2 separate regions of the Homo sapiens genome follow, and region 2 is linked to region 1. Evidence: chromatin contacts called from ENCODE POLR2A ChIA-PET data. All regions are on one chromosome and are shown on one strand. The core of a region is the stretch at or near the end of the contact, and the rest is flanking DNA. Distances in the headings are between cores, read along the strand shown. Region 1 overlaps MAS1 (MAS1 proto-oncogene, G protein-coupled receptor). Region 2 holds the start of AIRN (antisense of IGF2R non-protein coding RNA).

Evidence for each region. ChIA-PET counts read pairs that join two places held with the same protein, here RNA polymerase II (POLR2A).
Region 2: POLR2A ChIA-PET joins it to region 1 with 19 read pairs in PC-3. The contact joins the promoter of AIRN here to the enhancer-like site in region 1. POLR2A ChIA-PET finds 5 or more read pairs at or near these places in 2 of 52 experiments (PC-3 and WTC11).

Annotation. Positions count from the first base shown.
Region 1 is chr6:159,898,939-159,902,079 of GRCh38, reverse strand. MAS1 (MAS1 proto-oncogene, G protein-coupled receptor) reads right to left here. Exons shown (of 3, transcript NM_002377.4): 2 at 2,688-2,894. Among named protein-coding and RNA genes, the nearest start is that of MAS1, 9.5 kb to the right of the region's middle. Within about 2 kb of position 1,684, at least 2 of the 41 ENCODE cell types and tissues checked have a DNase peak (open chromatin) inside an H3K27ac peak, as active enhancers do; they include PC-3, where a contact is called at or near this core.
Region 2 is chr6:160,006,287-160,009,632 of GRCh38, reverse strand. It overlaps AIRN (antisense of IGF2R non-protein coding RNA), which reads left to right and starts at 1,969. Exons shown (of 1, transcript NR_047514.1): 1 at 1,969-3,346. IGF2R (insulin like growth factor 2 receptor) reads right to left here. Exons shown (of 48, transcript NM_000876.4): 3 at 499-623.

The sequences.
Region 1 (3,141 bases), core at 435-2,934:
CTCTGTCACCCTGCTTGCTCATCCTAGATTCAAGGCATGCTCTATTTTTACTACTGACCCATTCTCCCAAGCGGCCTGTCCTACCCTTTCCTTTCACAATACCAGTTTCTATTTCTGTATTCAACTTTTCTTCTTTTCCCCAAAAGTTTCCAAATAAATTCACAAAATTCATCTGAGAAAGGTGTTTCAAATTGCATCTTCTTTCATTAATTTTTTTTTTTTTTTTAGAGATAGGGTCTTGCTCTGTTGCCCAGGCTAGAGTGCAGCTGTGTGGTCGTAACTAATTGCAGGTTGAACTCCTGGGCTCAGGTGACACTCCTGCCTCAGTCTCCCAAATCACTGGGACTACAGGTGCATGCTACCACACCTGGCTTGTGTTTTATTTTTATTTTTGTAGAGATGGGATCTTGCTATGTTCATACCCAAGACATTTCTCCTTGTAACAGAGCAGAGTTAAAATTTTTTAATTAAAAAAAAAGTTTAGAGATAGTCTCACTCTGTTGACCAGGCTAGAGTACAATGGTGCAATCATAGCTCACTGCAGCTTCAAATGCCTAGGCCCAAGCAATCCTCCCCTCTCAGCCTCCTGAACAGCTAGGACAACAGGCATGCACCATCACACCTGGCTAATTTTGTTTTTAATTTTTTGTAGTGTTGCCAGGCTGGTCTCAAACTCCTGACCTCAAGCAATCCCCCTGCTTCGGCCTCCCAAAGTGCTGGGATTACAGGTGAGAGCCACTGTGCCTGGCCTCAGAGTTAAAATTCTATCTTATTGACTGTTGTGGACGGAATTGTGTTCCTTTCCAAAATTCATATGTTGAAGTCCTAATCCTCAATGTGACTCTATTCGGTGATAGGGCCTTGTAGGGAGGTAATTATGGCTAAATAAGGTCCTAAGAGTGGGGCCCTAATCCAATAGAAGTGGTGTCCTTGTAAGAAGGGGAAGAGACATAAGAGATCTCTCTCTGTGAGGGCACAGAGGAAAAGCCATGTACGGACAGAGGGAGAAGGCAGCCTTCTGCAAACCAGGAGGAAAGCCCTCACCAGACCAGCCCTGACGGTGCCTCGATCTTGGACTTCTGGCCTCCAGAACTGTCAGAAAATAAATTTCTGTTGTGTAAGTCACCCAGTCCATAGTATTTTGTTATGGCAGTCAGAGCAGCCTAATACACCCACTAAACAGCAAACTCCTTGAAACCAGGACCTTATCCTTTTTGCATCTGAATCTCCAACACTTGCACACAGTAGGCATTTAATAAATACTTATCAAACTGTTTCAAGAAATAAAGCCCATTATAACAGTTCTAAGAATACACTCTGCTTCCCCACGAGAGAAAACCACCACTTTCAGTGCAGGGCATCACACTGAATAAACATGGGTTTCTAATGGTTAGAGCACAACTCATGAAGCACATACAGTACTCAGGCAGACTTTGATCATGATGCGGATTTTAGTCATGATTGGAATGCACATAAAAAATTCCATTAAAACTAGTTCTCATTCAAAAACGAATCATAATCCTCCAAATTGTTTTTATAGCGGGGTTCTATTTAAACAAACACATTGCTAAAAATCACATTCCCAGTCTTACCCAACCAACTGAGTTTCGGTCTCTGAAGTGAAATAGCAGATGGCGAGAAATGCCTTGACAACAGCCGGCCCTACGTGCTCGTCACCCTAGCCCTTTCCTCCCCCAGCTCCTTGGTCATTTTGTGGATTCTTCAACTCTGTCGGTGGATGACTGACGGGGATATTTGAGGTTGGGAAGTGTGAGGAGAGTAGAAGGGTAATTGCTGCTAGCTGACAAAACAGTCTAGCTCAGAATAATTTAGTGTTGGCTCAGTGAGCCTTCCCCAACAGCAGAGAGAAGACCACACAGTTGAGATCTCAGAAAGCCATGCAGACGAGGTAGGCACTTGCACTGCAGGGTGAATCAGTAGGGTAACTTCTCTCTGGGTCAACTCAATTCTAGGACCAGAGGCTCTCTGCCCAGACATGCCAAACATTTTTCATTTTTATTATTATTATTTTTTGACATGGAGTCTCATTCTATCGCCCAGGCTGGACTGCAGTGTCGCGATCTCGTCTCACTGCAACCTCTCCCACCCGAGTTCAAGCGATTCTCCTGCCTCAGCCTCCCGAGTAGATGAGAATACAGGCACCTGCCACCAGACCCAGCTAATTTTTGTATTTTTAGTAGAGACGGGGTTTCACCATCTTGGCCAGACTGGTCATGAACTCCTGACCTCGTGATCCACCCGCCTAGGCCTCCCAAAGTGCTGGGATTACAGGCATGAGCTACCGCGCCCGGCCTCATTATCTTTTGTTTTGTTTTGTTTTGAAACAGTGTCTTGCTCTGTTGCCCAAACTGGAGTGCAGTGGTGCAGTCATAGCTCACTGCAGCCTTGACTTCCTGGGCTCAAGTGATCCTCCCACCTCAGCCTCCTGAGTAGCTGGGACTACAGGCACTCACGACCATGACAGCTAATTTTTGTTGTCGTTGTTGTTTATTTCTTACAGAGATGGGGTCTCACCATGTTGCCTAGGCTGGTCTCAAACTCCTGGGCTCAAGCCATCCTCCTGCCTCAGCCTCCCAAAGTTCTGGGATTACAGGCATCAGCCACCACACCCGGCCACCAATCATTTTTCTTACACAGCACTTGCATTTGCAGGGATGCATGTTTACCTGGCAGTGACAGCCTGGGGTGGAGGGATAGCTCATCCTGACAGCCCTCAGTGGCCCCTGGAGTGGTCAGTTACACTGCAATGGAAACCTCAGTTGGGAACAGATTGCAAAGACAGCCAAGGAGGTGACAGCACCACGACTGGTCAGCATTACTGGCAGCATCACAGAGCATCTTCCCTCCTCTCTTTCTTCTCACGAAAGAGATGTCTAGGGAGAAAGAAATAAGTTAGACTGTGAGAATATCGCAGTGTGGGGCTCTTGGGGCCAAAGCACCTTTCCTTCCATCCTAGCTTTGGAGCCTTGAAATCAGCTTGGGAGGCTGATAAGGATGACATCATTGCCCCCTTTTTAGAGGGAAAAACCTAAGGATTAAAAAACATGCCAGGCTCAGAGCCACCGTTTTGCACAGCCCAAGGGCCTACCAACTGCCTTTGCTCCAGTGTGTCTGGTGCTC
Region 2 (3,346 bases), core at 720-3,219, 110 kb before region 1:
TACACAATTATGTCCCCTTTAAACACCAGGTAATATCCAAAAAACTTGAGAACCCCATACCCACGGGCCAAGGCTTCTCCTAAATAGATGTGGGTATCTCTAATTTAATATAAATGAGGAAAGAAAAATATTTTTTAAAAAACTAAATATGCTGCCCTAAAACCTATCAAAATGAAATGCTAGAAGAAGAGGTTTTAGAGAAAAAAAAAGTATGCCTATAACTTAAACATTAAACAGTGCACTGATTTTTAACACAGTAATCACTTTGAATTGTAGTTTTACAAAAGACATGGTCTATGTTTTACTTAAAAGTTGTAACAAGTTTAGAATTTGTTTACTTATTGGTTCTTGATGATGATGGTCATTTGGTAGGGTTTTTCTTATTTGTGTTTCTAAGTTTGCTCACTGATTCTTCCTGGAATACCTCTACAGCCAGAACACCAAGGGGCAGACCTTTTTTTTTTTAAAGAAATACATCAAGTGCCTGTGTGGACTCACCAGGGTTTTCCCACACAGGAAGGCAATGCTGCTCTGGACTCTGTGATTTGTGCCTTGCTGGTCACAGCTCACTGTTGTGTTGAATTCCAGGAGAGATCTGGTTGCACTTCTCAAAACAGAGTCACCTATTTGGAGAGAAAAGAGAGTGAACAGGCTATAAAACATACATAACCAAACAGCTATTTCCAAGGAAAAGCAAATTAAAAGTAGCATTATAATGTATCTGATAGCTTATAAATTTATAAAACTGTCCTTTCCCAGAATTTTCCATCTCAGAGTGGCATCCCCATTACATTACATTAAGTGCCATCTTTACCTTGTCTGCTGCATTCTATACATCAGAAAGGTCCACAGCTATACGCCCATCTCAAATCTGTCCACATTTCTCCACCTCTACTCCCGCTAAAACCACTACCTGCGCTCCAGCAATGGCCACCTAACTGCTCCCCCTGCCTCCACACTAGTCTCATCCCTCGCCAGCCCCACTTCCTCATCCATCTTGCACCAGTGTGATCTTCAAAAATACAAATCAGGATATATAACTCAGCCACTGAAATGTTTCAATACTTCCCATCACATATGCTACAAAATCAACATTCTCTAGAAAGGCCCACAAGTAGAATGACCACATCTCTGCTTGTCCAGGACATTACTGTAACAGTCCAGAATAAAAAGTCTATGTAAAAATCAACATGATGGGGGTTGGCATAGGAATAAACTGATCAAAAGACTAGAATAGAGACCAATCGACTAGAAGAGAGAGCACAGAGACACAAATGTGAATTAAACTTTGATTATGACAGAAGTAATAGGTCAGGGAAAAGAGGAGGCTGTTCAATAAACAGAACTGGAAATAAAAACGGAACTGGAAACAAAATAGTTTTCCATATGGAAAAAGACAAAATTGGATCCCTACCCAGTACTGGGTACAAAAATCAACTCTAAACACAAGCTTGTCCAACCCGTGGCCCATGGGCCACATACAGCCCAGAATGGCTTTGAATGCAGCCCAACACAAACTTGTAAACTTTCTTAAAACATTATGAGATCTTTTTTGTGATTTTTTTTAGATCATTAAGTATCATGAGTATTAGTGTATTTTAGGTGGCCAAAGATAATTATTCTTCCAATGTGGCCTAGGGAAGCCAAAAGATTGGACACCCCTGTCTAAATGGATTAAAGATGTAAACATCAAAATCCAAACTTCAAAACTTGGCAGAAATCTTAAGATAGAGAAAGATTTCTTAAGACTCAAAAAGATTAATGAGGTTGACCTATTCAATTTAAGAGTTTATACTCATCAAAAAACAGCTTAAAGAAAACGGAAGTAAGTTATAAACTAGGAAAAACACAGAACTGGCAAAGAACCAGCATCAAGAATCTCTACATACACATTCACATGCAAACAAACAAGAAAAGAATGTCTGTATAATTCCAGGAAATAAAGGACGATGAATTACCTCTGACTGAGAAAGCACACACCATGCTGGAAAGGAGAGAGAAGGAAAAACCCACTCCTAGCCACACAATGGTGGATCTTAATATCCAATGAAAAGAAAAAATTCTAATCTAGGTCACACACAATAACCCAATATAAAATGAACAAGACATGATCAAGCAAATCAAAGAAAAATGTACATCAATAAATATGTTAAGACATGTTCAATGTTACTGGTGATCAAGGAATTTCAAATCAAGACCAAAATGGTATACCATTTACAACCATCCCTCTGGCAAAAATTAAATACCAAGTGTCAGCCATGAGGTGGCTCAGAGCTCTCCTGTATTGCTAGTGAAATGTTAACTGGTTCAACAACTATGTAAGTCAGCAGGACATTATGTCCTAAAATTGAACATTCGTGTGCCCTATGACCTAGTTACTCCACTCAGGTCTATATAAAAGAGAAAACCATGCACATATGGAACATGCACAGCAGAAAATGTGAAAGAATATCTCATGCTCTTCAGAAGAGCAAAAACCTGGAAATGACCAAAGGCCCATCAACAGAAGAGTGGATAAATTAACTTCAGCAGATCCACACAAAATATCACAGCAGTCAGAAGGAATAAACCACAGTGAAAAACAACAATACGGTTGATTTTTAGTAATATTACTGTTATCACTTAAGTCCCAAAAAGTTACACATAGGAAGATAACTTAGTTGCAAACACACAGATTTTTTTTTTTTGGAAATTAGATACAGTAAAAAAAAAAAAAAATTAATACAAGATGGGAGCTAATGATTACTCCTAGCGAAAAGTGAAAGAGGAAAGAGTAAAACAGATAGTGGTTACTGCCAAGATCCTAGATTTTTGTTGGAAACAGTGCTCGCTACATTATACAAAACAACTAATTTTTTAAAAGGAAAAAGGTTAGTCTATGGATTAACACATGGCTCACTGTACGTGCCATGAGCTCGGGATGATAGCTGATCCAATCCCATATACACCTGAAGTCTTGGGGCAGGGGCGGACCACGAGTCAGCGCGCCCCCACAGCACCAGGCTGATGGCCCCGTGGTTCTTCTGCCTGCAAGCAAAAGTCAGCCACGATCATCCTTCTCCATCTGCAACACCCAGGGTCTTTTCTAAAACTTTTGCCCAGTCGGCTCAGCCAAAAGGACACAGAAGCCCTGCAGAGGCTCTGAAACCAAGGTCAGTGCCTCGTGGACAGCTCCCGCGCCTGGACAGCTCCCGCGCCTGGACAGCTCCGCGCCTGGACAGCTCCCACTGTCCCGCCCGCAGTGGGCGTGTCTGGGAGGCACTGAGCAGGGGCGGGGGTGGGCTCAGCGGTGCTGAGGTACCCGCCTAGGGAGATGCGCAGCTGGAGGCGCATGAGGGCTGGAGAC